2 separate regions of the Homo sapiens genome follow, and region 1 is linked to region 2. A link is a loop called in an ENCODE intact Hi-C map of the cell type or tissue named here. Cell type or tissue: CD4-positive, alpha-beta T cell. All regions are shown on one strand. Each heading gives the region's core, and the rest is flanking DNA. Links, peaks and the distances in the headings are about the cores only.

The links. A loop is a pair of places that touch in the nucleus more often than their neighbours do. Peaks named below come from ENCODE experiments on the same cell type or tissue, not always from the same donor. Only the 100,000 strongest peaks of a DNase experiment are listed, where the experiment ranks them.
Region 1: it touches region 2 in a loop (7-fold over the local background); 2 of 110 quality-filtered maps call a loop at or near these places.

What each region holds. Positions count from the first base shown.
Region 1 is chr19:55,193,731-55,209,311 of GRCh38, reverse strand. It overlaps PTPRH (protein tyrosine phosphatase receptor type H), which reads left to right. Exons shown (of 20, transcript NM_002842.5): 2 at 2,113-2,146; 3 at 2,357-2,623; 4 at 3,720-3,986; 5 at 5,264-5,530; 6 at 6,990-7,256; 7 at 8,810-9,076; 8 at 10,400-10,669; 9 at 11,896-12,195; 10 at 12,524-12,790. Among named protein-coding and RNA genes, the nearest start is that of PTPRH, 8.0 kb to the left of the region's middle. In CD4-positive, alpha-beta T cell, for the core only: no CTCF peak of the experiment used is centred there; a DNase peak (open chromatin) is centred at 11,582; H3K27me3 peaks cover 1,537 bases.
Region 2 is chr19:55,120,113-55,136,308 of GRCh38, reverse strand. It overlaps TNNT1 (troponin T1, slow skeletal type), which reads left to right. Exons shown (of 14, transcript NM_003283.6): 12 at 2,105-2,243; 13 at 2,382-2,422; 14 at 3,349-3,611. The coding sequence ends at 3,394. MIR7975 (microRNA 7975) reads left to right here and starts at 13,017; the gene lies at 13,017-13,084. RefSeq lists an enhancer at 15,289-15,378. In CD4-positive, alpha-beta T cell, for the core only: no CTCF peak of the experiment used is centred there; no DNase peak of the experiment used is centred there; H3K27ac peaks cover 54 bases; H3K27me3 peaks cover 1,621 bases.

The sequences.
Region 1 (15,581 bases), core at 7,470-15,469, 68 kb before region 2:
CCTGCACCTCGATCTTGAGGAAGTAGGTGCTGAAGATCCCCTGGAGAAGGAAGAGGGCTTCAGGCTTGGCAGAGACTGTAGGAGAGTCTTACACCTGGGCTCTTAGATACTGTCGTGTCTGCTGCGGGGGACACCAGCTTCACCCGGGCCCTTAGACATTGTCGTGTCTGTTGTGGGGGACACCAGCTTCACCCGGGCCCTTAGACACTGTCGTGTCTGCTGCGGGGGACACTGGCTTCAGGCAACACACAGCTGTGCTCACGGACAGGAAGCAGCCCCTCCTCCCTCAAACCAAGAGTCCAGACCCCAGCCCCTCCTCCCTCAGACCCAGGAGTCCAGGCCCCCAGCCCCTCCTCCCTCAGACCCAGGAGTCCAGACCCCAGCCCCTCCTCCCTCAGACCCGGGAGTCCAGGCCCCCAGCCCTTCCTCCCTCAAACCAAGAGTCCAGGCCCCCAACCCCTCCTCCCTCAGACTCAGGAGTCCAGACCCCCAGCCCCTCTTCCCTCAGACTCAGGGGTCCAGACCCCCAGTCCCTCCTCCTTCAGGCCCAGGAGTCCAGACCCCCAGCCCCTCCTCCCTCAGACCCAGGAGTCCAGACCCCAGCCCCTCCTCCCTCAGACTCAGGAGTCCAGGCCCCCAGCCCCTCCTCCCTCAGACCCAGGAGTCCAGACCCCAGCCCCTCCTCCCTCAGACCCGGGAGTCCAGGCCCCCAGCCCTTCCTCCCTCAAACCAAGAGTCCAGGCCCCCAACCCCTCCTCCCTCAGACTCAGGAGTCCAGACCCCCAGCCCCTCTTCCCTCAGACTCAGGGGTCCAGACCCCCAGTCCCTCCTCCTTCAGGCCCAGGAGTCCAGACCCCCAGCCCCTCCTCCCTCAGACCCAGGAGTCCAGACCCCAGCCCCTCCTCCCTCAGACTCAGGAGTCCAGGCCCCCAACCTCTCCTCCCTCAAACCAGAGGTCGAGACCCCCAGCCCCTCCTCCCTCAGACCCAGGAGTCCAGACCCCCAGCCCCTCCTCCCTCAGACCCAGGAATCCAGACCCCCAGCCCCTCCTCCCTCAGACCCAGGAGTCCAGACCCCAGCCCCTCCTCCCTCAGACTCAGGAGTCCAGGCCCCCAACCTCTCCTCCCTCAAACCAGAGGTCGAGACCCCCAGCCCCTCCTCCCTCAGACCCAGGCCCCCAGGCCCCCAGGCCCTCCTCCCTCAGACCCAGGAGTCCAGACCCCAGCCCCTCCTCCCTCAGACTCAGGAGTCCAGGCCCCCAACCTCTCCTCCCTCAAACCAGAGGTCGAGACCCCCAGCCCCTCCTCCCTCAGACCCAGGAGTCCAGACCCCCAGCCCCTCCTCCCTCAGACCCAGGAATCCAGACCCCCAGCCCCTACTCCCTCAGACCCAGGAGTCCAGACCCCAGCCCCTCCTCCCTCAGACTCAGGAGTCCAGGCCCCCAACCTCTCCTCCCTCAAACCAGAGGTCGAGACCCCCAGCCCCTCCTCCCTCAGACCCAGGAATCCAGACCCCCAGCCCCTCCTCCCTCAGACTCAGGAGTCCAGGCCCCCAACCTCTCCTCCCTCAAACCAGAGGTCGAGACCCCCAGCCCCTCCTCCCTCAGACCCAGGAGTCCAGACCCCAGCCCCTCCTCCCTCAGACTCAGGAGTCCAGGCCCCCAACCTCTCCTCCCTCAAACCAGAGGTCGAGACCCCCAGCCCCTCCTCCCTCAGACCCAGGCCCCCAGGCCCCCAGGCCCTCCACCCTCAGGCCAAGGTTCCTGATCCCCAACCTTGGTTTTTTTCTCCCTTCCCAGTCTGTTCATTGCTCTCTGCCCTCGGTTTTCCAAGGACATATATTTCAGGAAATGAAATCATTAATTTTATCTCTCAGCCTTATCGGGTGGAGCCAACCCCAGCTCCCTAAGCTCTGCTCCTGCCATGCTCCCCCTTCTCTCCTCGACCCAGGAAAGACGGTCGAGGTCGTGACAGCCCAGCCTAACACCGGCCCCTCCTTCCCATGCAAGGGTGACTCATGGGGCGGGGACCAGCCGCTCCTCCCAGCCCCTCGGCCTCACTGGGCGGAGGAGTGGTTGAGAGGCTGACTCCGTTTTCTCTGGGTTCCCTCCAGGGCCTGTGCAGCTGGACAGGGGCCAGGGCGCCTGGTGAGTGACCCCTGCCTGAACTCACTGCCCACTCGAAGAGGTGGGACCGCAACTGCCGTGAGCCTCTGGGGGGTCCCCGTGGGGTCCAGTGGTCCATGGTAGGGGTTTATGAGCGCCGTTGTTTCTGGACTTGGGGCGTGAGCTCAGGGGTTGGGAGGGATTGTACTGACCTGGTTCCCTTTTTGTCAGACCTTCCTTCCCAATTCTCAGCCCCCAACCCAGGGAGGAACCTGACAGTGGAGACTCAGACCACCAGCTCCATCTCCCTGAGCTGGGAGGTCCCCGATGGCCTAGACTCACAGAACTCCAACTACTGGGTTCAGTGTACTGGAGACGGCGGCACAACAGAGACTCGAAACACAACAGCCACCAACGTCACCGTGGATGGCCTTGGACCCGGGTCATTGTATACGTGTTCTGTGTGGGTGGAGAAAGACGGAGTAAATAGCTCTGTGGGGACTGTCACTACTGCCACAGGTAAGAGGCAGCCACTGCTTTATTTTTATTTCTTTTATAAGGACAGTGGTAGGGGGTGGTTGAGAGCTGACAAAATGCGACAGGTTCTTTAGTTGGATAGAAACACAGTGGAAGCCACACGTGAGAATTTCAATTTTCTATCAGCCACATAAAAATAAGTAAAAAGAAACTGGTCAGCCTGTCTCTACAAAAAAATTAAAAAGTAGCTGTGGTGGCGTGTTCCCGTGGTCCCATCTACTCGGGAGGCTGAGGTGAGAGGATCGCTTGAGCCCGGGAGGCAGAGGTTGCAGTGAGCTCTGATTGGACCGCTGCACTCCAGCCTGGGCAACAGAGAGAAACCCTGTCTCAAAAAAAAAAAAAGAAAAGAAAACAAAAGAAAACAAAAGAAAAGAAAAACAAACTAAATTACTATGAGAGATTTTATGTAGTCCATCAGATACAATTTTTTTTTTTTTTGAGGCAGAGTCTTGCTCTGTCGCCCAGGTTGGAGTGCAGTGGCATGATCTTGGTTCACTGCAACCTTTGCCTCCTGGGTTCAAGTGATTCTCCTGCCTCAGCCTCCCGAGTAGCAGAGACTACAGGCATGTGCCACCATGCCCAACTAACTTTTGTATTTTTAGTAGAGACTGGGTTTCGCCATGTTGGCCAGGCTGGTCTCGAACTCCTGACCTCAGGTGATCCGCCTGCCTCGGCCTCCCAAAGTGCGGGGATTACAGGTGTGAGCCACTGCACCTGGCAGATACAAGGTATTTTCATTTTGACTTGTAATCAATATAAAAACGATCATTCAATATATACACCAAGTATATACTCACACACACACAAATATATATAAAGGATCAATGAGACAGTTGACATTCTTAATTTCATACGAACTCTTCGAAAGCCGGTGTGGATCTTCCACTAACGGCTCATCTCATTTCACAAAAGCCACCTCACGGTGCTCAACACTCACGTGGAACTCGTGGCTGCCACACTGGACAGTGCAGAGCTGGGCCTCCCTGCCTCTACCTGCTGGATGCAACGGTTAAGGAAGGGCTGGAAAGTTTGAGGGCCAGAAACTACAACTGATTTTCCCTCCTGTGCTGGTTTTCAGCTCCCAACCCAGTGAGGAACCTGAGAGTGGAGGCTCAGACCAACAGCTCCATCGCCCTGACCTGGGAGGTCCCCGACGGCCCAGACCCACAGAACTCCACCTACGGGGTTGAGTACACTGGAGATGGTGGCAGAGCAGGGACTCGAAGCACAGCACACACTAACATCACCGTGGATGGACTTGAACCCGGGTGTTTGTATGCGTTTTCCATGTGGGTGGGAAAGAATGGAATCAACAGCTCCCGGGAGACTCGAAATGCCACCACAGGTGAGAGGCAGTCGCCATTTGTTTTGCTCTTACTTGTTTAAGGGGCAGTAGGCAGGAGAACGTAGCGGATTTCTATTCCATAGTCCCTCTGGGCCACATTGAGCCAGGTACTCATGTCCACATCCTGGGGCAGTCTCAGCTCAGGAGATGAAGAAGGAATGAATGTCCATGGTACCTCCAGCTGCTAAGCTGGGGCCGGTCTGTGTCTAGGACTCTCTAGAATGTACCTTCCTGCACCAAGAGGAATGTGTAGGGGCCAAGGCATGTTACCTGAGCTTTCAAGGAATTAGATACTGTGAGTGGGGACACTCTGACCCTCTGACTCTTCTTCTAGTCCCCAGCTGCGTCACATATTGAGGATGGAAACTCAGATCATCAGCTCCATGATCCTGATGTGGAGAGCTCCCTCTGGCTAGATCTCCATTGTCCGATATGGTAGCCACCAGCCACACATGGCTATTAAATTTAAGCTCGTTAAAGTTGCATGAAACTGCAAATTCAGTTTCACATTTCATATGTTTGAAAGCCCTGTTGAAGGGCTTCCATTTCCTTCTCTGTTCTCCTACCATACTGGAAGGTGGGAGAGCATTTCCATCGTTGCAGAAGCTCAGTTGGAAAGCGCTGGCTCAGGTCTTTGTTACTCAAAGTGTGGTCCATGTGTGGGCAGCATCCGGGTCTCTGAGAGCTGATGGAAATACATTGGCAAGTGACACTGGTGGGGGAGAAAAAGGGTGGGGGGGAGTGCAGTCTCTCAGCTCCATCCTAGCCCTGCTGAGTGAGAACCTGCATTTCACAAGGTCCCCTGTGAGATGTGCACACAGCAAAGAATGAGAAGCCCTGGTCTAGACCATAAACTCTGCATCTACTGGCACCAGCTGTTGAGGGACAACTAGGAACTCTGATGATCAAAAATGCCCACTTGGCCAGGCATGTTGCCTCACGCCTGTAGTCCCAGCACTTTGGGAGGCCGAGGTGGGAGGATCACCTGAGGTCAGGAGTTCGAGACCAGCCTGGCCAGCATGGTGAAAAAATATAAAAATAAGCCGGGTGTGGTGGTGCAGACCTGTAGTCCCACCTACTCGGGAGGCTGAGGCAGGAGAATCGCTTGAACCCGGACGGCGGAGGCTGTGGTGAGCCGAGATCGTGCCACTGCACTCCAGCCTGGATGACAGACAGAGACTCTGTCTCGAAAAAACAAACAAACAAAAAGCTCACTGGCTGCCCCCGTTATGTTCTGTAGTCCTGCTCATATTAGATCTTTCTTCCTAATTTCTCAGCTCACAACCCAGTGAGGAACCTGAGAGTGGAGGCTCAGACCACCAGCTCCATCTCCCTGAGCTGGGAGGTCCCCGATGGCACAGACCCACAGAACTCGACCTACTGCGTTCAGTGCACTGGAGATGGTGGCAGAACAGAGACTCGAAACACAACAGACACCAGAGTCACCGTGGATGGCCTTGGACCCGGGTCATTGTATACGTGTTCTGTGTGGGTGGAGAAAGACGGAGTAAATAGCTCTGTGGAGATTGTCACTAGTGCCACAGGTAAGAGGCAGCCGCTGTTTTATTTTTATTTCTTTTATAAGGACAGTGGTAGGGGGTGGTTGGGAGCTGACAAAATGTGACAGGTTCTTTAGTCCAATAGAAACACAGTGGAAGCCACAGGTGAGAATTTCAATTTTCTATCAGCCACATAAAAATAAGTACAAAGAAACTGGTCAGCCTGTCTCTACAAAAAAAATAAAAAAGTAGCTGTGGTGGCGTGTTCCCGTGGTCCCACCTACTCGGGAGGCTGAGGTGAGAGGATCGCTTGAGCCCGGGAGGCAGAGGTTGCAGTGAGCTCTGATTGGACTGCTGCACTCCAGCCTGGGCAACAGAGAGAAACCCTGTCTCAAAAAAGAAAGAAGGAAGGAAGGAAGGAAGGAAGGAAAGAAAGAAACTAAATTACTATGAGATATTTTATGTAGCCCATCAGATACAATTTTTTTTTTTTTTTTTTTGAGACAGAGTCTCCCTCTGTCGCCCAGGCTGGAGTGCAGTGGCGCAATCTTGGCTCACTGCAAGCTCTGCCTCCCGGGTTCAGGCCATCCTCCTGCCTCAGCCTCCCGAGTAGCTGGGACTACAGGCGCACACCGCCACACCTGGCTAATTTTTTGTATTTTTAGTAGAGACGGGTTTCACCGTGTTAGCCAGGATGGTCTCGATCTCCTGACCTTGTGATCCACCCGCCTTGGCCTCCCAAAGTGCTGGGATTACAGGCGTGAGCCACCGTGCCCAGCCCTTTTTTTTTTTTGGGACAGAGTCTCTGTCTCCCAGGCTGAAATGTAGTGGCATGATCTTGACTCACTGCAACCTCCACCTCCTGGGTTCAAGTATTCTCCTGCCTCAGCCTCCTGAGTAGCTGGGACTACAGGCATATGCCACCATACCTGGCTAACTTTTGTATTTTTAGTAGAGACGGGGTTTCGCCATGTTGGCCAGGCTGGTCTTGAGCTCCTGACCTCAGGTGATCCGCCTACCTCAGCCTCCCAAAGTGCTGGGATTACAGGTGTGAGCCACTGCGCCTGGCAGATACAAAATATTATCATTTTGACATGTAATCAATATAAGGAAAGGATCATTAAATATACACACTGAGTATATACCCACAAAATATATATATATATGTGTATGTATATATATGTGTGTGTATATATATGTGTATGTGTATATATATGTGTGTGTGTGTGTGTGTATAGGATCAATCAGATAGTTGACATTCTTAATTCTTAATTTCATACGAACTCTTCGAAAGCCGGTGTGGATCTTACACTAACGGCTCATCTCATTTCACAAAAGCCACCTCACGGTGCTCAACACTCACGTGGAACTCGTGGCTGCCACACTGGACAGTGCAGAACTGGGCCTCCCTGCCTCCACCTGCTGGATGCAATGGTTAAGGAAGGGCTGGAAAGTTTGAGGGCCAGAAACTACAACTGATTTTCCCTCCTGTGCTGGTTTTCAGCTCCCAACCCAGTGAGAAACCTGACAGTGGAGGCTCAGACCAACAGCTCCATCGCCCTGACCTGGGAGGTCCCCGATGGCCCAGACCCACAGAACTCCACCTACGGGGTTGAGTACACTGGAGATGGTGGCAGAGCAGGGACTCGAAGCACAGCACACACCAACATCACCGTGGATAGACTTGAACCCGGGTGTTTGTATGTGTTTTCCGTGTGGGTGGGGAAGAATGGAATCAACAGCTCCCGGGAGACTCGAAATGCCACCACAGGTGAGAGGCAGTCGCCATTTGTTTGATCTCTTATTTGTTTAAGGGACAGTAAGCAGTAGAATGTAGACGATTGTCTATTCCATAGTCCCTCTGGGCCATATTGAGCCAGGTACTCATGTCCACATCCTGGGGCAGTCTCAGCTCAGGAGATGAAGAAGGAATGAATGTCCATGGTACCTCCAGCTGCTAAGTTGGGGCCAGTCTGTGTCTAGGACTCTCTAGAATGTGGACCATAATGCCAAGGGGCACCTTCCTGCACCAAGAGGAATGTGTAGGGGCCAAGGCATGTTACCTGAGCTTTCAAGGAATTAGATACTGTGAGTGGGGACACTCTGACCCTCTGACTCTTCTTCTAGTTCCCAACTGTGTCACATATTGAGGATGGAAACTCAGATCATCAGCTCCATGACCCTGATGTGGACAGCTCCCTGTGTCTACACCTCCATTGTCCAATATGGTAGCCACTAGCCACACGTGGCTATTAAATTTAAACTCATTAAAGTTGCATGAAACTGCAAATTCAGTTTCACATTTCATGTGCTCAAAAGGCCTGTTGAGGGGCTCCCAGTCCCCCCTTCATCCTCCACGGTGCTAATGCCTACCATATTGGAAAGTGAGAGACTGTCTTCATCACCACACAAAGCTCCCTTGAGTCTCTCTTATTTTTTTCTTTTTTTTAGAGCTGGAGTCTCGCTTTGTCATCCAGGCTGGAGTGCAGTGGCAGGATCGTAGCTCGCTGCAGCCTCAAATTCCTGGGCTGAAGCAATCCGCCGACCTCAGCCTCCCAAGTAGCAGGGACTACAGGCGTGGGCCACCATGCCTGACTAATTTATTTTTTTTAGAGATGAGGTCTTGCTGTGTGGTCCAGGCTGGTCTCTAACTCCTGGCCTCAAGCAATCTCCCTACCTCAGCCCCACAAATTGCTGAGATTACAGGCATGTAATCTCACATGAAATGTGAAACTGTGCTGGGCCATTGGGCCTCTCTTAGGCAGTAACCCCAGGCATAAAGGCTTCACCTTTATGACCTAATCTTGCAAGGGCCCTACCTCTTAATGCTATTCCATTGGAGATTTTTATTTTGTTTTTTTTGTTTGTTTTTTTTGTTTGTTTTGAGACGGAGTCTCGCTGTGTCGCCCAGGCTGGAGTGCAGTGGCGCGATCTCGGCTCACTGCAAGCTCCGCCTCCCGGGTTCACGCCATTCTCCTGCCTCAGCCTCCCGAGTAGCTGGGACTACAGGCACCAGCCACCACGCCCGGCTAATTTTTTGTATTTTTAGTAGAGACAGGTTTCACCGTGTTAGCCAGGATGGTCTCAATCTCCTGACCTCAGGTGATCCCCTTGCCTCAGCCTCCCGAAGTGCTGGGATTACAGGCGTGAGCCACCACGCCCGGCACATTAGTCTGAGAAACACGGTCTAGAACATACACCCTGCATCTGCTGGCACCAGCAGTTGAACAAGAGCTAAGATGGTTGAGGGCAGTGAGGGGCCCACTCCTGCCCCGTTCTGTTCTGTATCTCCGACAACATAGGATCTTCTTCCTACTTTCTCAGCCCCCAACCCAGTGAGAAACCTCCATATGGAGACTCAGACCAACAGCTCCATCGCCCTATGCTGGGAAGTCCCCGATGGCCCATACCCTCAGGACTACACCTACTGGGTAGAGTACACTGGAGACGGTGGTGGCACAGAGACCCGAAACACAACAAATACCAGTGTGACAGCTGAGAGACTTGAGCCCGGAACCTTGTACACATTCTCTGTATGGGCAGAAAAAAATGGAGCACGTGGCTCCAGGCAGAATGTCAGCATCTCCACAGGTAGGAACCCTCAACGGCCACTCCCTGTTTTGGTGAGAGGTTAAGAACCAGCAGGAGCGGCGTGGCACCTCTTCTGGGCTCTGGCTCTGTAGTCCGTAGGCTCTGCAGACATCTGCCTCTCCAAGTCCACAGGACAGATGTAATCACAGCTGGGGGCTGGCTCTGCCCTGAGGAAGAAGAGAGCCCATCCAGACTTCTCCCGCTGAGTGTGGGGCTGTGGGGACACAGGCCTTTTCTTTCTTTCTTTCTCCTTCCCTTCCCCTTCCTTCCTTCCCTTTCCTTCCTTTCTTCCTTCCTTTCTCGCTTTCTCTCTTTCCTTTCTTTCTTTCCTTCCTTTCTCTCTTTCTTTCCTTCTCTTTCCTTCCTTTAAAGCCTTCCTTCCTCCCTTCCCTCCTTGTTCCTTCCTTTCTCTCTTTCTCTTTCTTTCCTTCTTTCTTTCTTTTTTTCTGTCTCTCTCTCTTTCTTTCTTTCTCTTTCTCTTTCTTTCCTTCTCTTTCCTTCCCTCCTTCCTTCCTTTCTCCCTCCCCTCCTCCCTCCCTTCCTTTCTCTCTTTCTTTCTCTTTTCTCTTTCTTTCTTTTCCTTCCTTCCTTCTTTCTTTTCTTTCTTTCCTTCTTTTCTTTCTTCTTTCTTGAGACAGAGTTTTCCTTTGTCACTCAGGCTGGAGTGCAATAGCACAATCTCAGCTCACTGCAGCCTCTGCCTCCTGGGCTCAAGCAATTCTCCTGCCTCTGCCTTCCAAGTAGCTGTGACAACAGGCACGCACCACCACACCCAGCTAATCTGTGTATTTTTAGTAGAGACAGGGTTTTGCCATGTTGCCCAAGCTTGCCTTGAACTCCTGGCCTCAAGTCACCCACCTTGGCCTCCCGAAGTGTTGGGATTACAGGCGTGAGCCACTGCGCCCGGCCTCTCTCTCTCTTTCTTTCTTTTGAGACGGTCCTGCTCTGTCTCCCAGGCTGGAGTGCAGAGGCACAATCATAGCTCACTGCAGACTGAACCTCCCAAGCTCAAGCGATCCTCCCACCTCAGCCTCCCTAGTAGCTGGGACTACAGGCATGTGCTACTATGCCCAGCTAATTTGTTTTAATTTTTAGTAGCGATAGGGTCTCACTATTTTGCTCAGGCTGGTATCAAATTCCCAGGCTCAGGCAACCCTCCCGGTTTAGCTTCCCAAAATGCTGGGATTACAGGCCTGAGCCACTGTGCCCTGCCAGGAAGTGTTTCTGGATGAGCTGGGCTGCACAAGGACAGGGCGTATCACTGTGTTCTGGACTCTTGAGGACTAGGGGATGTGGAAATCCTGACTCTGCTCCCTCTCCCAGTCCCCAACGCAGTGACAAGCCTCAGCAAGCAGGACTGGACCAACAGCACCATTGCTTTGCGCTGGACAGCTCCCCAGGGCCCAGGCCAGTCTTCCTACAGCTACTGGGTCTCATGGGTCAGGGAAGGCATGACTGACCCCAGGACCCAAAGCACCTCAGGTACTGACATCACCCTAAAGGAACTGGAAGCTGGCAGCCTGTACCACCTCACCGTCTGGGCCGAGAGGAATGAGGTCAGAGGCTATAACAGCACCCTCACTGCAGCCACTGGTGAGACACAGTCGGTTCTGAACCCAGCCCTATTAGGATGGGGGAAGGAAAAAGATGAAAGGACTTTGGGAGCTCCTTGGGAGATGAAGAGTACCCATGGGCCTCTCCAGCCTCACCGGCCGGAGCTTAAACCTGTAGGTCCCGTTCCTAGTGGGTGTCGTTTCTTAGCAGACAGGGCTTTCCAAGCTGTGGGACCTGTTTTTTCTCCCTTTGGGAAATGGACTCTTTGGGGTCAGGGGGAGCCCTCAATTGTCCAGCACCACCTCTCAGGAGCTGACAAAGTCACCAGCTGGACAATAGCCAACAGCTGGTCCCAGGGAATTAGATGAAGCGAGAGGGCCCCACCTCTCAGCCTAGGCACGGTGGGTCCCACTCATGAGAAAAATCAAAATCACTCTGGAGACTAGGTTCATTCTTTTTTGTGTGTGTGACAGGGTCTTGCTCTGTTGCCCAGGCTGGAGTGCAGTAGTGTGATCATGGTTACTGCAGCCTCGACCTCCTGGGCTCAACTGATTCTCCCACCTCAGCCTCCTGAGTAGCTGGGACCACAAACATGCGCCACCATGCCCAGCTCATTTAAAAAAATATTTTTTGTAGAGAGAGGGTCTCCTTATGTTGCCCAAGCTGGTGTCGAATTCTTGGGCTCAAGTGATCCTCCCGCCTCGGCCTCCCAAAGCACTGAGATTACAGGAGTGAGCCACTATGCCTGGCCTGAACCTGGAACTCTTTAATCCTTGGTCATTTGGGCTAAAAAGATGAAATTTATCAGCTCCCTCTACAAACGTGGTGTGTCTAGAGTGAGAAGACACCCTACCTGGGGTTCCTGTGGGAAAGAAAATACAGAGATCAGATCTCGAGGGCCATGAGAGGTGGAGGACTACAAATCCCATCACACCATGGGGCCATGACTTCATAAGCTGAAGCGATACAGAGAATCCATAGCCTCATGGGAACTGTAGTTTCAGTAGGTGGAATTGGTGTGCATTTGGGAAGAACAGAAAGATGACAGGGTGGGACCCAGGGCTGTAGCCAGGGGACGGAGAGGGCTAGGAGATTCTGGTCCCCATGGTCTTTGGGTATCTAGACTCTTTCCTGTGGTTCAGCCTCCTTAGCCACTGGAGCCATCAATAATGGATATCTCAGCTTTGCTGTGGGGGAGAGGCAGACAGGCTGGGGTAGGAGGGTCTTCGAGGATACCCCCTTAGGCCTCTGTTCTCACTTCTCAGCTCCCAATGAGGTCACAGATCTCCAGAATGAAACTCAGACTAAGAACTCAGTCATGCTGTGGTGGAAGGCCCCTGGAGACCCCCACTCTCAGTTGTACGTATACTGGGTCCAGTGGGCCAGCAAGGGACATCCCCGGAGGGGGCAAGATCCCCAAGCGAATTGGGTCAACCAGACCAGCAGGACCAATGAGACGTGGTACAAAGTGGAGGCCCTGGAACCCGGGACGTTGTACAATTTCACCGTGTGGGCAGAGAGGAATGACGTAGCCAGTTCCACGCAGAGCCTCTGTGCGTCCACATGTGAGAATCCCCTTCCTGCCTTCAAGTGGTGAACTGGGCTTAGCTCACAGTCCTTGCGAGCTGAGAGATGAATGGAATACAAATTCCATCAGGCCACAGGCCATGACTTCATGAGCTGCAGTGATGGAGGAGCCCAAGGCCTCATGGGAGTTGTAGTTTAAAAGGACTTATTTGTGTCCATTCGGGGAGGACAGAAAAGGAGGGAAGATGAGGTAGTTTGGATTTGGCGAGGAAGGGATGGGCTCGTCTCAGAAAACTGGGGGTAGGGGTGGAGGGGGTGGAAAGCCACCTTGGATGGCACTGCTGACCTCTTGCTTCCTTCACCCAGACCCAGACACAGTCACCATCACTTCCTGTGTCAGCACCTCAGCGGGCTATGGAGTCAACTTGATCTGGTCCTGCCCCCAGGGAGGCTACGAGGCCTTTGAGTTGGAGGTGGGAGGACAGCGGGGCTCCCAGGACAGATCTTCATGTGGGGAGGCTGTGTCTGTGTTGGGTCTCGGGCCGGCTCGGTCCTACCCAGCCACCATCACGACCATCTGGGACGGAATGAAGGTCGTGTCTCACTCTGTGGTCTGCCACACCGAGAGTGCAGGTGAGCGGAGCCGCGCGGGCCAGCCAGCTATGATGAAATTCTCGGTAGACCCCATCAGGCCCCATTGTGAGGAAATCAGTGGGACTCTTTTGTTTCTCATTTCCTTTGAAACATCTTTTTTATTTTGTATTTTGAGATGGAGTTTTGCTCTTCTTGTCCAGGCTGGAGTGCAGTGGCACGATCTTGGCTCATTGCAACCTCTGCCTCCCGGGTTCAAGTGATTCTCCTGCCTCAGCCTCCTGAGTAGCTGGGACTACAGGCACGTGCCACCACGCCCGGCTAATTTTTGGATTTTTAGTAGAGATGGAGTTTCACCATGTCGGCCAGGCTGGTCTCGAACTCCTGACCTCAGGTGATCTGCCTGCCTCAGGCTCCCAAAGTGCTGGGATTACAGGTGTGGGCCACCGCGCCATCCACAACTCACCACTTAAAGTTACAATTCAGTGACTCTTCTTATATTCACAACATTGTGCAACCATCATCACTATCAATTTTAGAACATTTTCATTACCCCCAACAGAAAGCTCACCCCGCTGAGCCACCACCCCCTAGTTCTCCCATTCCCCAGCCCCCAGCCCTCGGAAATCTCTCATCCACTTTCAATCTCTATAGATTTGCCTCTCTGGGACGTTTCATTAAAATGCAATCATAGAGTGGGCACAGTGGCTCATGCCTGGAATCCCAGCACTTTGGGAGGCTGAGGTGGAAGGATCACTTGAGCTCAGGAGTTCGAGACCAGTCTGGGCAACAGAGTGAGACCCCATCTCTACATTTTAAAAAATTAGCCAGCTGTGGTGGTGTGTGTCTGTAGTCCTAGCTACTCAGGAGGCTGAGTCAGAAGGATCACTTGAGCCCAGGAGGTTGAGACTGCAGTGAACTATGATCGGGGCCACTGCACTCCAGCCTGGGTGAAGGAACGAGACCCTGTTTCAAAAACAAAAAAAATGCAATCATACATTATGTGTTTCTTTGTGACTGGCCACTTTCACTGAGCATAATTTGTTTTTTTGTTTTTGTTTTTGTTTTGAGACTCACTCTGTCACCCAGGCTGGAGTGCAGTGGCATGATCTCTGCTCACTGCAACCTCTGCTACCAGGGTTCAAGCAATTCTTGTGCCTCAGCCACCCAAGTATCTGGGATCACAGGCATGTGCCACCATGCTTGGCTAACTTTTTATTTTTTATTTTTTATTTTTTGAGGCGGAGTTTCACTCTTGTCGCCCAGGCTGGAGTGCAGTGGTGCAATCTCGGCTCACTGCAACCTCCACCTCCCGGGTTCAAGCGATTCTCCTGCCTCAGCCTCCTGAGTAGCTGGGATTATAGGCGCCTCCTACCACGCCCAGCTAACTTTTATACTTTTAATAGAGATGGGGTTTTGCTATGTTGGCCAGGCTGGTCTCAAACTCCTGACCTCCGGTGATCCACCCGCCTCGGCCTCCTGAAGTGCAGGGATTACAGGCATGAGCCACCATGCCCAGCTAATTTTTAAATTTTTTTAGTAGAGATGGGGTTTTGCCATGTTGGACAGACTGGTCTCGAACTCCTGACCTGAAGTAATCCTCCTGGCTCCTCCTCCCAAAGTGTTGGGATTACAGGTGTGAGCCACCGCACCTGGCCTACCCATTCATTTTTATCCATTCATTGATCCAGTTGATGGGTCAGTTGAGTAGTTCCACTTTTGACCATTATGGGTAATGCCGCTAGGAACGTTTGTGGATAGGTTTTGTGTGGACGTATGTTTTTATTTCTCTTGGGTCTATACCCAGTAGTGGAACTGAGGGATCACATGGGAACTATACATTTAACTACCCCCCACCCCGGGTTTTATTTTTCCTAATGTGGTTGTATCATCTTGCAGTAATCAATGGGGTACCTGAAAAACTTTGGAGCTTAAGCTTTGGAAAGACCTGGCCATGTACCAAGACCATGGCCATAAGCTTCACTTTGCCCCATCAATCACTTCCTAGGAATAGGGTTTCTTATGAGATTGGGTCTCCAATCTGGAGAGAGACTGAGGGTTGATGTGGTGACCAGTGGATGCTGTTTGAACTGGGCTTTGCCAGACCCCATTGCTTAGAAAGTTCTCTCCCTTAGTAACAAGGATCCCTGAGAGAACAGGTCCTCTAGTCCAATTCTGTGAGGCCAAGTCCATTCTGTGAGGCCAAGTCTCCCGTACAGGTTGTAAGACCCTTCAGTTCCCTGTCAACAAACACACTCTTCCCAGGATTGCTGAGAAGCTGCAGCTTGGGGGCCTTCAAGGCTGATGAAGATGGGCCATAGGCTTGAGCCTACCCTAAGACGAGACATCTAATGACAGATCTTGGGAGAACTGTGCCATCAGAGCCTGAGAGCACCCATAGACACCACCAGATCAGCCAGGCGCGGTGGCTCACGCCTGTAATCCCAGCACTTTGGGAGGCCGAGGCGGGAGGATCACCTGTGGTTGGGAGTTCGAGACCAGCCTGACGAACATGGAGAAACCCTGTCTCTACTAAAAATACAAAAAATTAGCTGGGCGTGGTGGCGCGTGTCTGTCATCCCAACTACTCAGGAGGCTGAGGCAAGAGAATCACTAGAACCCAGGAGGCGGAGGTTGCGGTGAGCCGGGATTGCACCATTGCACTCCGGCCTGGGCAAGAAGAGCAAAACTCCGTCTCAAAAAACAAACCAAGAAAAAAAAAAAAGACACCACCAGATCTGGGTAGGCTCCGCTGCCGGGGAGTCCTTCCCCAGCCAGCAGGACCTCTGAGAAGATGAAGCCTCAATCTGGGGAGAACAGAAGCCGTCCATGC
Region 2 (16,196 bases), core at 2,167-10,166:
TGGAGACCAGCCTGGGCAATGTAGTGAGACCCCATCCTTAAAAAAATAATAATTACAGCAGCAGCTTCCTGTGGAGGGTTTACAACCCTGTGAGGTAGATACTATTATTATCCTTGTGTTAATAGTGAGGAACCTGAGGCACAGAGAGGTTAAGTAACCCTTCCAGGGTTGCACAGCTAGCAAGTGGAAGAGCTGGGATTTGAACCCGGCAGTCTGGTGCAATAGTCCGTACTCTTTGCTAGTGTGCTGTAAAGTGGCTTCATGGTAAATGTTTAACAGCTGCTCTCCAGGGGGCAAAATGTCTAGATTTAGCACATGCCCATTCCCAGGGCGTAAATACTTCCACCTTGCTCCTTTCAAACTACCCGTGTGGGGACACTGAGTGTGGAGACGGGAAAGGATGTGCACAGCAGGCTCCTGGAAGCCCTCTGGGGGGCGCTGTGGGCCCTCCTTCCTGTGCACATGGTTCATGTAAAGTATTGTTGGCCGGGCGGGCGCGGCGGCTCACACCTGTAATCCCAGCACTTTGGGAGGCTGAGGCGGGCAGATCACCTGAGGTCAGGAGACCAGCCTGACCAATATGATGAAATCCCATCTCTACTAAAAATACAAAAATTAGCCGGGCGTGGTGGCAGGCGCCTGTAATCCCAGCTACTCTGGAGGCTGAGGCAGGAGAATCACTGAACCCAGGAGGCGGAGGTTGCGGTGAGCCGAGATGGCACCACTGCACTCCAGCCTGGGCGACATGAGCGAAACTCTGTCTTAAAAAAAAAAAAAAAAAAAGGCTGAGGTGAGAGGATCACTAGAGCCTGAGAGGTTGAGACTGCGGTGAGCTGTGATGGTGTCACTGCACTCCAGCCTGGGTGACAAAGTGAGACCCTATCAAAAAAAAAAGAAAAGAAAGAAAAGAAGGAAGGAAGGAAGGAAGGAAAGGTAGGTTTTAGTCCAGGGCTGGTATGGCAATTCTACAAAATCAGAGACCAGACTCCTATGTTTTCTGCTTCACTCACTACTTTTAGCCCAATATTTCCATCCTCAAAATCACTTAGTCCAATATAGCTGCTAGCTCCAGCCTCACATGGATGATCCAAGCAGCAGAAAGAAGACGCAAGAGAAGAGCCACACAGTCTCTTTTGGAAGCCGCACCCAGTGACCTGCTTTCGTCTGAGTAGCCACCCCTACCTGCAAGGGAGATTGGGCAAAGTAGTTTTTCAACTCAGCCTAATGCACAAGAGGCTATTTCTAGAAGAAAGGGAGAAGGGCTAACAGGTAGGCAAGCAGCCATCTCTTCCACAGTTTTATTTCCATATTTTCTAGAGAAGGAAACAGGATTCTAAAGGAAGTCATGTGACATATTCATAAACCAGAGAATGGCATGGCTGGGAATTGAACCAGGGGCTTCTAACTGCAGAGCCTGGGCTCGGTCTTTTCTTTCTTCCTTTTCTTTCCCCTCTCCCCTCCCCTCCCTTCCCCTCGTCTCCCCTCCCCTCCCCTCCCCTCGTCTCCCCTCCCCTCCCTCCCTCCCCTTCTTCTTCCCTCCTCTCCCCTCCCCTCTTCTCCTCTCCCCTCCCCTCTTCTCCTCTCCCCTCCCCTCTTCTCCTCTCCCCTCCCCTCCCCACTTTCCTTTCTCCTTTTCTTTCCTTTCTTTTGTCTTGCTCTGTTGCCAGGCAGGAATACAGTGGTGCAATCACAGCTCACTGCAGCTTTGACCTCCCAGGTTCCTTCTGCCTCAGCCTCCCAAGTAGCCGGAAACACCCTGCCTGGCTAATTTTTTTAATTATTTTTAGCAGAGACGGGGTCTCTCTTTGTTGCCCAGGCTGGTCTTGAACTCCTGGGCTCAAGTGTTCTGCTGGCCTCTGCCTCCCAAAGTGCTGGGATTACAGGTGCCGAGCCTGGTCTCTTAATCATGACACCCTTCTCTCCCCTTGGGAAATGCGAGAGCTCCAGCTCGGATGTGGAGAAAGTGGGCACAGATTTTAAAACTCTCGGCCTCAAATATGAACAAAATGGTGCCGACAACGCTGAACTCACAGTCTCGCTGTGTGGCTTTGGGTGGTTCCCACAACCTCTCTGGGCCCAAGTTCCTCTCCGTCCCTGGGCCTAGGGCCCGGTCTGCCTGGCTGCCTCCATCACAGCCCTCCTGCCCTGCCAGGGAGAAAGCCCAGGAGCTGTCGGACTGGATCCACCAGCTGGAGTCTGAGAAGTTCGACCTGATGGCGAAGCTGAAACAGCAGAAATATGAGGTGAGACCCAGCTCCGCAGGGAGGGAGGGAGAGAGGGCAGGGCTGGGCTGGGAGGGACCAGCAAACTCCAGGCAGGGGTGGGTGGCCCGTCCCCACGTCCCCACCGGCTGTCCCAGCATCTGTCTTCTGCCTCCGCAGATCAACGTGCTGTACAACCGCATCAGCCACGCCCAGAAGTTGTGAGTGTGACCGTCTCAAGCCCTTGCTCTTGTCCCTACCCTCCCGCTGACTCTCAGGCCTCTTTCCCTCCCTCTGTGGGCTCCATCCCCCACTGCCTGAGTTTCTGCCCCTTTCTCTTTGTCCTTCCTTCTCTGTCCTCCTCTCTCTGCTCTCGGAATCCTGGGTCTCAGTTCCTTTTTCTTTTTCTTTCTTTTTTTTTTTTTTTATTGAGACTGCGTCTCGCTCTGTCACCCAGGCTGGAGTGCAGTGGAGTGATCTCAGCTCACTGCAACTTCCATCTCCCGGGTTCAAGCGATTCTCCTGCCTCAGCCCCCTGAGTAGCTGGGATTACAGGTGCGCGCCACCAAGCGTGGCTAATTTTTGTATTTTTAGTAGAGACGGGGTTTCACCATGTTGGTCAGGCTGGTCTCGAACTCCTGACCTCGTGATCCACCCGCCTTGGCCTCCTAAAGTGCTGGGATTACAGGCGTGAGCCACCGCGCCCAGCCGAGAGGGTCTTCCCTGAATCTCTCTGTTTCTCCACTCCCTCTTCCTTCCTCCCTCCTCTCCCTCTCCCTTCTCCTCTTCTCCCATTTCCTGTCTCTTTCACCCCAGCCCTTCCTGCGTGTTACCCACCCATGCCCAGATCATCCAACCCTTCCTCCCCCCACCCTGGCCCCTGACTCATAAACATTCATCAGCTCCCCCATGAACACCCTGCACTCGCCCCCAAATATCAGCTCCCACATGTCAGCGAGGCTTTGACCACCAGCCGCTGCCCCCCAGTCATAGAACCCAAAAGAGGTGACAGTTGTTTTGCTCACTGCTTCCTCTGGGCAGGGAGGGCTAATATTTTGGGGAATGGGCTTCCTGAATTGAGGGCCTGGGGCCCATTTCAGAGACTGGAGGGGCCCCTTTTTCCTGATACCACCTCATTCTTCTACAGCCGGAAGGGGGCAGGGAAGGGCCGCGTTGGAGGCCGCTGGAAGTGAGGATGCCGCCCCGGACAGTGGCACCTGGGAAGCCTGGGAGTGTTTGTCCCATCGGTAGCTTGAAATAAACGCTCCCCTCAGACACCCGCTGGGTTCTCTGATGTTATTATGGTTGAGATGCAGCTGGTCTCTCCTGGTTAATTGACTTCTTATTACCAACAAGTTACTTGAAAGAGTGTCACCAATAATCATTAAAGTACGGCAGGCTGAACCTTCACACACTGCTGGTGGGAATGGAAAATGCAACAGCTTTGCAAGCAGCCTGGCGGTTCCTCAACAAGTGAAAGCATTTCTGCAGGACCCAGCAGTTCCCCTCCTGGATGTATATCCAAGAGAACCAAGAACCTTTGTCCACACAAAAGCTTGTACATGAATGTTCATAGTAGCATTTTTATTTTTAATTTTTAGAGACAGGGTCTTGCTCTGTCGCCCAGGCTGCAGTGCAGTGGCGTGATCACGGCTCACTGCAGCCTTGAATTCCTGGGCTCAAGTGATCCTCCCACAACAGCCTCTGAAAGTGTTGGGATTTTAGGTGTGAATCACTGCACCGGCCGCAGCATCTTTTTTTTTTTTTTTTTTTGAGATGGAGTCTTGCTCTGTCACCCAGCCTGGAGTGCAGTGGCATGATCTCGGCTCACCGCAACCTCCACCTCCCGGGTTCAAGCAATTTTCCTGTCTCAGCCTCCCAAGCAGCTGGGACTACAGGTGCCCACCAACATGCCTGGCTAATTTTTGTATTTTTAGTAGAGACAGGGTTTCACCATATTGGTCAGGCTGGTCTCAGACTCCTGACCTCAGCTGATCCTCCCGCCTCAGCCTCCCAAAGTGGTGGGATTACAGGTGTGAGCCACCATGCCCAGCTTTTTTTTTTTTTTTTTTTTTTTTTTGAGACAGAGTCTCACTCTGTCACCCAGGCTGGAGTGCAATGGCAAGATCTCGGCTCACCGCAACCTCCACCTCCCGGGTTCAAGCAATTCTGCCTCAGCCTCCCGAGTAGCTGGGACTACAGGCGCCTGCCACCACGCCAGCTAATTTTCGTGTTTTTAGTAGAGACGGGATTTTACCATGTTGGCCAGGCTGGTCTCGAACTCCTGACCTCAGGTGATCCGCCTGCCTCAGCCTCCCAAAGTGCTGGGATTACAGCCGTGAGCCACCGCGCCTGGCCCACCGCTAGTTTTTCATAATAGCCAAAAGGCAGAAGCAACTCAAATGCTCATTAACTGATGAACGGATAAACATACGTTGGTTCATCCACACAGTGGAATGTTGTCTAGCCACGGAAAGGAATGAAGTGCTGACATGTGGTGTGACACGCACGAACCTTGAAAACATACTAAGCGAAAGGAACCAGACATCAAAGGTCACATATGATTCCACTTATATGAATTTTCTAGAATAGGCAAATCCACAGAAGTAGGAAGGAGGTTCGTGTTTTTGAGGGGCTAGGGGACGGTGGGTAGAGATGACGGCTAAGAGAATGGCGTTTCTTTTTCGATGATGAACATGTTCTGGAATTAGATAGTGGTGATGGTTGCACAACGTGAATATACTGAAAAACTCTGAATTGTACTTTAGTTGGTACATCTTATGATATGTTAAGCATATCCAAATTAAGAAATTCAAAAGCAGGCCAAGCGAGGTGACTCCTGCTTGTAATCCCAGAACTTTGGGAGGCAGAGGCGGGAGGATCTCTTTTTTTTTTCTTTTAGACAGAGTTTCGTTCTGTCACCCAGGCTGGAGTGCAGTGGCGTGATCTCGGCTCACTGCAAGCTGGAGGCAGGAGGATCTCTTGAGGTCAGGAGTTTGTGACCAGCCTGGCCAACTCGAGGAAACCCTATCTCTACTAAATTACAAAAAAAAAGAAAAAAAGATTAGCTGGGCATAGTGGTGGCTGTAATCCCAGCTACTCAGGAGGCTGAGGCAGGAGAATCGCCTTGAACTGGGGAGGTTGCAGTGAGCCAAGATCACACCACTGCACTCCAGCCTGGGCGACAGAGCGAGACTCCATCACACACACACACACACACACACACACACGCACACACACACACGCACACACACACACAATGCAAAAGTAAATTTAAAAAGTGACACGTAAAGTTTCGTATGGGAGAGTCAGTTCAGTGACAATAAGTATTGTTTGCTGTTCTGCCTTTCCGACTTTCCATTTGGGATGTCTTATTAGTGACCATGTGGGTCTGGCCACTGGGCCCTAAATCCCAAATAACCAGACAGTTGCTATGCTTTGAATGTATGTATCCCCTCAAAATTTACATGTTGAAACCTGATCATGAATGCAATAGTATTCCACGGGACTTTAGGAGGTGACTAGGTCATGAAGGCAGAGCCCTCACAAATGGGGTTAATGTCCTTATAAAAGAGGCTTGAGGGAGAGCCCCTTGCCCCTTTGGCTGTGTGAGGACACAGCAAGAAGGCACCATCTGTGAAGCAGAGAGCAGGCCCTCCCTCCACACTGAGTCTTCTGGCGCCCTGATCCTGGTCTTTCCAGCCTACAGACCTGTGAGCAATACATTTGTATTGTTTGTAAATGACCAGGTCTACGGTGTTCTGTTACAGCAGCCCAAATGGACCAACACAACAGTTGATTTTCTTTTTCTTTCTTTCTTTTTTTGTTTTAATTTCTTTTTCTTTTTCTTTTTTTTTTTTTTTGAGATGGAGTCTCGCTCTGTCACCAGGTTGGAGTGCAGTGGCGCAATCTCAGCTCACTGCAAGCTCCCACTCCCTGGTTCAAGCGATTCTCCTGCCTCAGCCTCCCAAGTACCTGGGATTACAGGCCCGTGCCAACACACCCAGCTAATTTTTTTTTTTTTTTGTATTTTTAGTAGAGACGGGGTTTCACCATGTTGGCCAGGATGGTCTTGATCTCCTGATATCGTGATCCTCCCACCTCATCCTCCCAAAGTGCTGGGATTACAGGCGTGAGCCACCGTGCCCGGCCTTCTTCTTTTTTTGAGACAGGGTCTCCCTCTGTCACCCAGGCTAGAGTGCAGTGGTGCAATCACAGCTCACTGCGGCCTCAACCTCCTGGGCTCAAGCAGTCTTCCCGCTTCAGCCTTTCAAAATGCTGGGATTGCAGGTGTGAGCCACTTTGCCTGGCTGACAATAGTTGATTTCTTTCACATGTAAAAGTCTGAGTTGGGATGATGGCTCTGTTTTGTAACATTGCCTGGGTCCAAGCTCATCCTACTGTGTAGCTCCTTTCCCCAGGGGGTTGCCTTTGCCCATAGGGTAAGATAGTTCCCACTCTGTTTCAGACCGCAGACTGGGGTAAAATGGAAGGAGACATGTTTACTCCTACTCAGTCTCATTGACAGAAGTTAATTACATTATCATACCCAGTTGGTAGGGATGCTGGTGTCCCGTGCGTCTGTGGGAAGAGACCACCAAACAGGCTTTGTGTGAGCAACAAGGCTGTTTATTTCACCTGGGTGCAGGTGGGCTGAGTCTGAAAAGGGAGTCAGCAAAGGATGGTGGGATTATCATTAGTTCTTACAGGTTTGAGATGGGCGTACAAAGTACATTCAAGGGCGGGGAGAATATTACAAAGTACCTTCTTAAGGGTGGGGCAGAATATATGGTATCAGTTAGTGGGGCAGGAACAAATCACAGTGGTGGAATGTCATCAGTTAAGGCTATTTTCACTTCTTTTGTGGATCTTCGGTTGCTTCAGGCCATCTGGATGTGTACGTGCAGGTCACAGGGGATATGATGGCTTAGCTTAGGCTCAGAGGCCTGATATTCCTGTCTTATATTAATAAGAAAAACAAAACAAAATAGTGGTGAAGTGTTCGGGCGGTGAAAATTTTTGGGGGTGGTATGGAGAGATAACGGACGATGTTTCTCAGGGCTGCTTCGAGTGGGATTGGGGCAGCGTGGGAACCTAGAGTGGGAGAGATTAAACTGAAGAAAGATTTTGGGGTAAGGGGTGATACTGGGGGTTGTTAGAAGGAGCATTTGTCCTTCTAGAATTACTGGTGATGGCCTGGATGCGGTTTTGTATAAATTGAGAAACTAAACAGAAGACACAAGGTCCAAATAAGAGAAGGAGAAAAGCAGGTATTAAAGGACTAAGAATTCGGAGGACCCAGGACATCCAATTAGAGAGTGTCCAAGGGGGTTCAGCATAATTACTTGCTTGGCTGGTGAGTTTTGGGGCTCTATCTTTGAGTTTTTTTGTGTTGTCATATACCAGGCCAGATTGATTTAGGTAAAAACAACACTCTTCATTTAAAAATATACAGAGTCCTTTTTTTTTTTAGCAGTGAGTAAGTCGAGGCCTTGGCAATTTTGGAGGAAAGAGAAATGCAAAGCCAGTAATTGTTTGTTAAAGGAGGATTAGAAATGGCTGGGAGAGAGTGAGATTGATAGTGTGGTGGAGATAGCTGGGGAGAGGTAGAGGATGGCATAAGAATGGGAACCAAGGCCGGGCGTGGTGGCTCACCCCTGTAATCCCAGCACTTTGGGAGGCTGAGGCGGGCGGATCACGAGGTCAGGAGATTGAGACCATCCTGGCTAACACAGTGAAACCCCATCTCTACTAAAAATACAAAAAATTAGCTGGGTGTGGTGGCGGGCGCCTGTGGTCCCAGCTGCTCCGGAGGCTGAGGCAGGAGAATGGTGTGAACCCAGGAGTCGGAGCTTGCAGTGAGCCGAGATCGCGCCACTGCACTCCAGCCTGGGCAACAGAGCAAGACTCTGTCTCAAAAAAAAAAAAAGAATGGGAACCAGAATAACAGTGAGCATAGAAGTAAAGAATAGGACTTCATCAGGGTGAAAGTATTGGAGGGTACCTTGCCACTGAAGATCTATCCACTTCAAGAGAGACTTAAGGCGATTTGAGGTAAAACCAGGAGCCACTAAATACCGAGAGCCTGAGAGACTGCTTGGGTGATTTGACTAATAAAGGCTGGTCCGTTATCAGACTGTATAGAGGTGGGAAGGCCAAACCGTGGAATTATGTCTGACAGAAGGGAAGAAATGACTGTGGTGACCTTCTCAGACCCTGTGGGAAAGGCCTCTACCCATCCAGTGAAAGTGTCTACCCAGACCAAGAGGTATTTTAGTTTCCTGACTCAGGGCATGTGAGTGAAGTCAATTTGCCAGTCCTGGGCGGGGGCAAATCCCCGAGCCTGATGTGTAGGGAAGGGAGGGGACCTGAGCAATCCCTGAGGGGTAGTAGAATAGCAGATGGAACACTGAGAAGTGGTTTCCTTGAGGATAGATGTCCACGAAGGAAAGGAAATGAGAGGTTCTAAGAGATGGGCTAGCGGCTTGTAACCTACATGGAAGAGGCTATGAAGTGACGACAGAATAGAATGGGCCTGTGAGGCTGGAAGGAGATATTTTCCTTGGTCTAAAAACTATTTGCCTTGTGTGGGAAGAGATTGATAGGTGGCAGTTTCAGTGGGGGAGTAGGTGGGAGTGACCGATGTGAAGGAGAAAAACTGGCCGTGAGGGGCAGAAGTTGGAAAGCTAGCTGCTTCTTTAGCTACCTTATCAGCATAAGCGTTGTCCTGAGCAATGGGATCTGATGCCTTTTGATGGCCCTTGCAGTGAATGACTCCAGCTTCCTTTGGAAGAGAAGTGGCCTTGAGAAGAGTTTTTATTAAGGAGGCATTAAAGATGGAGGACACCTGCGTAGTGAGGAAACCTCCTTCAGCCTATATAACTGCATGGTGGGGCAGAATATGAAAGGCATATTTAGAGTCAGTATAAATATTGACGCGTAGTCCTTTTGCAAGAGTGAGGGCCTGAGTTAAGGCAATGAGTTCAGCTTGCTGAGAGGTAGTGGAGGGAGGCAAAGCAGTATCCTCAATGATAGATGTGGAAGATACTATAGCATAGCCTGCCTTTGCTGGTGTGTGGCGATTAGGCCTGGTGGAACTGCCATCAATAAACCAAGTGTGATCAGGCTGAGGAACAGGAAAGAAGGAAATATGGGGAAATGGGGTGAATGTCAGGTGGATCAGAGAGATAGTCATGAGGGTCAGGTGTGGTATCCAGAATAATGTGGGAGGCCGGATTGAAGTCCGGGCCAGGAACAATGGTGATTGTGGGAGACTCAACAAAGAGTGAGTACAGCTGAAGGAGCCGGGGAGCAGAAAGTATATGCATCAGGTATGAGGAAGAAAATAGATTTTGAAAGTTATGAGAACTGTAGAGAGTGAGTTGAGCATAGTTTGTGATTTTGAGGGCCTCTAAAAGTATTAAAGCAGCGGCAGCCACCACACACAGGCATGAGGGCTAGGCTAAAACAGTAAGGTCAAGTTGTTTGGACAGAAAGGCTATAGGGCGCGGTCCTGGCTCTTGTGTAAGAATTCTGAGAGCACAGCCCTGTACTTCAGCTGCGTGTGATGAAAAGGGTTGGGATGAGTTAGGGACAGCTAGTGTGGGAGCAGCTTTTAGGGCTGTTTTTTTTTGTTTTTTTGTTTCGTTTTGTTTTTTTTTGAGACAGAGTCTCTCACTCTGTTGCCCAGGCTGGAGTGCAGTGGCGCGATCTCGGCTCACTGCAAGCTCCGCTTCCCAGGTTCATGTCATTCTCCTGCCTTAGCCTCCTGAGTAGCTGGGACTACAGGCACCCGCCACCACCCCCGGCTAATTTTTTGTATTTTTAGTAGAGATGGGGTTTCACCATGTTAGCCAGGATGGTCTCGATCTCCTGACCTTGTGATCCACCTGCCTCGGCCTCCCAAAGTGCTGGGATTACAGGTGTGAACCACTGTGCCCGGCCAGGGCTGTTTTTTAAGGAATGGAAAGGGGAGTGGGGAAAGGATTTAGGATTTATGGGGTCAGCTAGGTTTATCTAGAACAGAATAATGGGTTGTGGAGGGAGGTATTGAGGATAGGAGAGTATACGGGTTTGGCACCATGGGGTGGATAGGCAAGACAATGTGGTTGATAAGGCACAGATCCTGAACTAACCTGTAAGACTTGTCTGGTTTTGGATGGGTAGGATAGGGGAGTTGTAAGGAGAATTTGTAGGCTTCAAGAGACCATGTTGTAACAGGTGGGTGATAACAGGCTTTAACCTTTTTTTTTTTTTTTTTTTTTTGAGATGGAGTCTTGCTCTGTCGCCCAGGCTGGAGTGCAGTGGCACGATCTTGGCTCACTGCAAGCTCTGCCTCCCAGGTTCACGCCATTCTCCTGCCTCAGCCTCCCGAGTAGCTGGGGCTACAGGCGCCCGCCACCAAACCCGGTTGATTTTTTGTATTTTCAGTAGAGACGGGGTTTCACCATGTTAGCCAGGATGGTCTCGATCTCCTGACCTCGTGATCTGCCCGCCTCGGCCTCCCAAAGTGCTGGGATTACAGGCGTGAGCCACCTCGCCCGGCCTAACCTTTTTAAAGCGTGCTGTGGGATGGGATATTGGTGTTGAGTGGGGTAAGGGTGATTAGGTTTTAATGGGATGGTAAGGGGTGCATGATCGGTCACCAAGGAGGGAGTAGAGGTATCCCATACTTGCGGATTAAGGTGGGGAGATACAAGGGGAGGATGTGAAGGAGGCTTTGAACTGGGGAAAAGGGTGGCAATGAGGTGTGGCTGTAGCCCAGGAATGATCAGGGAAGCAGATAATTTGGTTATAATGTCTTGACCTAATAAGGGAACTGGGCAGGTGGGGATAACTAAAAAGAAGTGCATAAAAGAGTGTTGTCCAAGTTGGCACCAGAGTTGGGGGGTTTTAAGAGGTTTAGAAGCCTGGCCGTCAATACCCACAACAGTTATGGAGGCAAGGGAAACAGGCCCTTGAAAAGAAGGTAATGTGGAGTGGGTAGCCTCCGTATTGATTAAGAAGGGGACAGACTTGCCCTCCACTGTAAGAGTTGCCCAGAGCATCTGTGATGGTCCAGGAGGCTTCCGAGGTGATGGGGCAGTGTCAGTCTTCAGCCGCTAAGCCAAGAAGATCTGGGAAGGAGTCAGTCAGAGGGCCTTGGGCCGGAGTTCCAGGGGCTTTGGGAGTGGCTGCCGGACAAGTTGGACAGTCCAATTTCCAGTGGGGTCCTGCACAGATGGGACACAGCTTAGGAGGAATCCCGGGCTGCAGGCATTCCTTGGCCCAGTGGCCAGATTTCTGGCACTTGAAGCAAGATCCTGATGGAGGAGGTCCTGTAGGAATGCTAGACCACTGCGGCGTAGGCATTTTGAAGTTCTTGTGTGCTGGAGATGTGGCTGGGGTTTCTCTCACAATGGAGGCAAGGAATTGCAACTCAGAAATATGTTGCTATGCAGCTGCCTCTACTCTATTAATGTACACCTTGAAGGCGAGGTTAATTAAGTCCTGTTGTGGGGGTTTTGGAGCTTTATTTAATGTCAGGAGCAGATTGGGTAATAAAATGCATATTGAGAATAAGAGGCCTTCTGACCCTTCAGGGTCTAGGGCTGTAAAGGGCCTCAGGGGTGCTGCCAAACGAGCCATGAACTGGGCGGGGTTTTTATATTTGATGAAAAAGAGCCTAAACACTAACTGATCTGGGAGAGGTCGGATAAAGGAAAAGGAGCATTAACCTTGACTATGCCTTTGGCTCCAGCCACCTCTTTCAGAGGAAATTGCTGGGCAGGTGGGGGAGGGCTAGCTGCAGAAGAAAACTGTAAGCTGGATCGGGTGTGGGGAGAGGAGGTGATGGAAGGATTATAGGGCGGGGGAGAGGAGGCTGAGGAAGAATTGGAGCCTGATTCAGCCTGGTGGGGAGCGACCTGAGGAGGAGCAGCCTGGGGAAGAGGGGAGAGGTCAGATGGGTCGGTAGAAAAGGAAGATTGAAAAGACTCAGTGACGCTTGGGGTTGAGACTGAGGGGACAGGCAGGAGGGAAAGAAGGAGGATTTGGGACAAGTCGCATTAGGAACAGAGACTAGGGAGGGACCAATGTGTAAAAGAATGCCTGGATATCAGGTACCTCAGACCTTTGGCCCATTTTACGACAAGAATTATCTAGATCTTGTAGGATGGAAAAATCAAAATTGCCGTTTTCTGGCTATTTAGAACCATTGTCGAGTTTGTATTGGGGTTAAGCAGCATTGCAGAAGAAAATAAGGTGTTTAGGTTTTAGGTCAGGTGTGAGTTGAAGAGGTTTTAAGTTCTTGAGAACACAGGCTAAGGGAGAAGGAGGGTCGGACGGTGGAAGGTTGCCTATAGTGAAGGAGGCAAGCCCAGAGAAAAGAGAGAGTAGAGACATGGAGAGAAGGGGTGGGGGGTGCTTGCCCCCCAGGAAAGTGGTGCTTGCCACTAAGGGTGAAGGATCAAGGCAAGCGTCCCCGTGGTGATCAGACACCTCTGAAACGTGGGTGAATAATCAAGCAGGCGTCCCCGCAGTGATTAAACACCAAGGGAAGACTGTCTTCCCGAGTCCGTGACCAGCGCTGGGGTTTTGGGTTCACGTATAAAACACGTCTCCTCTGTCTCTACCAGAAAAGGAAAGGAACTGAAATTAAGAGAAGGGAGAGACTGAAGGGTGGCGCCAAGATTCAAAGGAGAAAGAGGTTGAGGGATAGTGAGAGAGGTTGTAGAAGAGAGTAAAAAGAGACTGCTTACCCAATTTAAAATTGGTGAAATATTCCTTGGACTGGTTGGTCTGAGGACCCGAGGTCATAGGTGGATCCTTCTCACGGTGCAAAGAGCAGGAGGACAGGGGATTTATCTCCCAAGGGAGGTCCCCTGATCCTAGTCACGGCACCAAATGTCACGCACGTCCGTGTGAAGAGACCACCAAACAGGCTTTGTGTGAGCAAAAAGGCTATTTATTTCACCTGGGTGCAGGTGGGCTGAGTCCGAAAACAGAGTCAGCAAAGGTGGGATTATCATTAGTTCTTATAGGTTTGGGATGGGCGTACAAAGTACATTCTCAAGGGCAGGGAGAATATTACAAAGTACCTTCTTAAAGGCGGGGGAGAATATTACAAAGTACCTTCTTAAGGACCAGGCAGAATATATCGTATCAGTTAGGGTGGGGCGGGAACAAATCACAATGGTAGAATGTCATCAGGTAAGACTATTTTCGCTTCTTTTTTGGATCTTCAGTTGCTTCAGGCCATCTTCATGTATATGTGCAGGCCCACAGGGGATATGATGGCTTAGCTTGGGCTCGGAGGCCCGACACTGGGATATGTAACCATTATTCTAGATGGCTATGCTAAACCCAGCATAATCAGAGGTTCCATTTTGTTGAGAAAGAAGGGGACAACGAATATTGGGCAACAATTTGTCATCTCTGCCACTGAAACCACTGCTTCTCTGTCCACTACATTTTATCAAAGGCAGAGTGTCTTGCAATCAGCTTGACTTGCAAGAGGCTCAAAGGCCTCTTGGAATGCCTTGCATCAGTTTGCTTTTGTGGCATAAAAAGTTACCCCAGGTGGGCGCAGTGGCTCACCCCTGCCTGTAATCCCAGCACTTTGGGAGGCTGAGGCGGGTGGATCACTTGAGGCCAGGAGTTCAAGACCAGCCTGGTCAGCATAGTGAAACCCCATCTCTACTGAAAACACACAAAAAGTAGCCAGGCATGGTGGCTGGTGCCTGTAATTCCAGTTACTTAGGAGGCTGAGGCAGGAGAATCACTTGACCCTCAGAGGTGGAGGTTGCAGTGAGCCGAGGTCATGCCACTGCATTCCAGCCTGGATGACAGAGTGGGACTTGGTCTCAAAAAAAAAAAGCAAAGAAAAAAGAAAAAAGTTACCCCAAATATTAGTGGCTTGAGTCAACAGTCATCTATTTAACTTATGGTTTGAGGGCTGGGCGCGGTGGCTCATGCCTGTAATCCCAGCACTTTGGGAGGCCAAGGCGGGCGGATCATGAGGTCAGGAGATTGAGACCATCCTGGCTAACACAGTGAAACCCCATCTCTACTAAAAATACAAAAAAATTAGCCAGGTGTGGTGGCAGGCGTCTGTAGTCCCAGCTACTCGGGAGGCTGAGGCAGGAGAATGGCGTGAACCCAGGAGGTGGAACTTGCAGTGAGGGGAGATCGCGCCACTGCACTCCAGCCTGGGAGACAGAGCGAGACTCCGTCTCAAAAAAAAAAAAAAAAATTATAGTTTGAGAGTTGGCAAATTGGGCTGGGCTCCGCTGGGAGTTCTTGTCTGGCTGATCTTGGCTGGACTTGCTCATGCATCTGCAGTCTCCTGGTGAATCAACAGGGGCTGGCTGTGGTCATCCCACTAGTGCCTCTTCATGTTCCCGCAGCTGGACCCAGATCCCTCCTGATTATAATGGCAGTGCTAAACTAACAGTGTCATTGAGGAGTTATGTTTGGCTGATAGTAAGAGACAGCTCCCCAAATAACAATAGTTTTGGTGAATTGGAGGTTTGTTTTCTCATATGTAACCTAAAAGACAAGAGGTAGGCAGTCCAGGGAAGGAAAGGCAGATCCCAACTGCCATCAGGAACTGAGGCTTCTAAGGCCAGGTGCAGTGGCTCATGCCTGTAATCCCAGCACTTTGGGAGGCCAAGGCGGGCAGATCATGAGGTCAGGAGTTTGAGACTATCCTGGCCAACATGGTGAAACCCCGTCTCTACTAAAAATACAAGAATTAGCCAGGCGTGGTGGCGTGCACCTGTAGTCCCAAGAGAATCGCTTGAACCCAAGAGGTGGAGGTTGCAGTGAGCTGAGATCATGCCGCTGCACTCCAGCCTGGGTGACAGAGCGAGACTCCATCTCAAAAAAAAAAAAAAAAAAAAGAAATTCCAGTTCTGGATTTGACAGTCCTCAGATTGAACCTTGTCTTGGCCAATTTCTAGCTCTGTGACTGGGGCTAGTCTCTTAGTCTCTGCCTCCTGGAGTTGATGAGATGATGTACATAAAATATCTGATAGGCATGTGATGTTGGCTGTGAGCATCTTCATATGCCACTCAAGAACATCATCTTTTGCTCTTGTCTTCCTGTGGTAAAGGTTTTGTTTTCACTTCTAGGGTCTGCTCTTTGCTCTCAATGGTAACAGTGGAATGTTGGTGCTTAACCTTGGAACTGCAGGCCCTCCTCACTGGTGTAAATAACCTCAGAAAGATAAGAAGAAAATGTTCCCACTTCTTCTGTAACAGCAGAAAAATAGATATTAGTCTGCACCATAAAGATGGTTCAGATAAGCAGGTGAAGTTAGAACATCCACAAAAGTATAAAATTGACTCTTCTGTCCTGTGTGGAGAGGGGTAAGAGTATTATAAGCCCATTCTGATTTCTGTTATTTTACTCTTTTTTGATTGCGCCAGTGCAATCCAGCCTGGGCGATGACAAGAGTGAAACTCCATCTCAAAACAAACAAACAAACAAACAAAAACAAACCATAAACACAAACTCATAAACAACATACATCCAGCCACAGACATGATTGCAAATACACACAATTATACATAAAGGCACAGAATACATACAGAACCAGAGCTACACGGTAACACCCTGAAGACCGACTTCTTGTTTTCCTGGGGGAAGGAGGTTGGTGTGTAAGTATGTGGAAAGTGTGGGGTTCAGGGACCACACCTAAGAGCCACCAGAACTATCCCTTTCTATAGAAACAGGCTTCGTGGCGGATGAAGACCCCATCTTGGGGTTCCACCAGATATTCCTACTAAAGAACATCAGCTGGGTGTGGTGGCTCATGCCTGTAATCCCAGCACTTTGGGAAGCTGAGGCGGGTGGATCACTTGAGGTCAGGAGATCGAGACCAGCCTGGCCAACATGGTGAAACCTTGTCTCTACTAAAAATACAAAAATTAGCCAGGCGTGGAGCACGCCTGTAATCCCAGCTACTTGGGAGGCTGAGGTAGGAGAATCACTTGAACCTGGGAGGCGGAGGT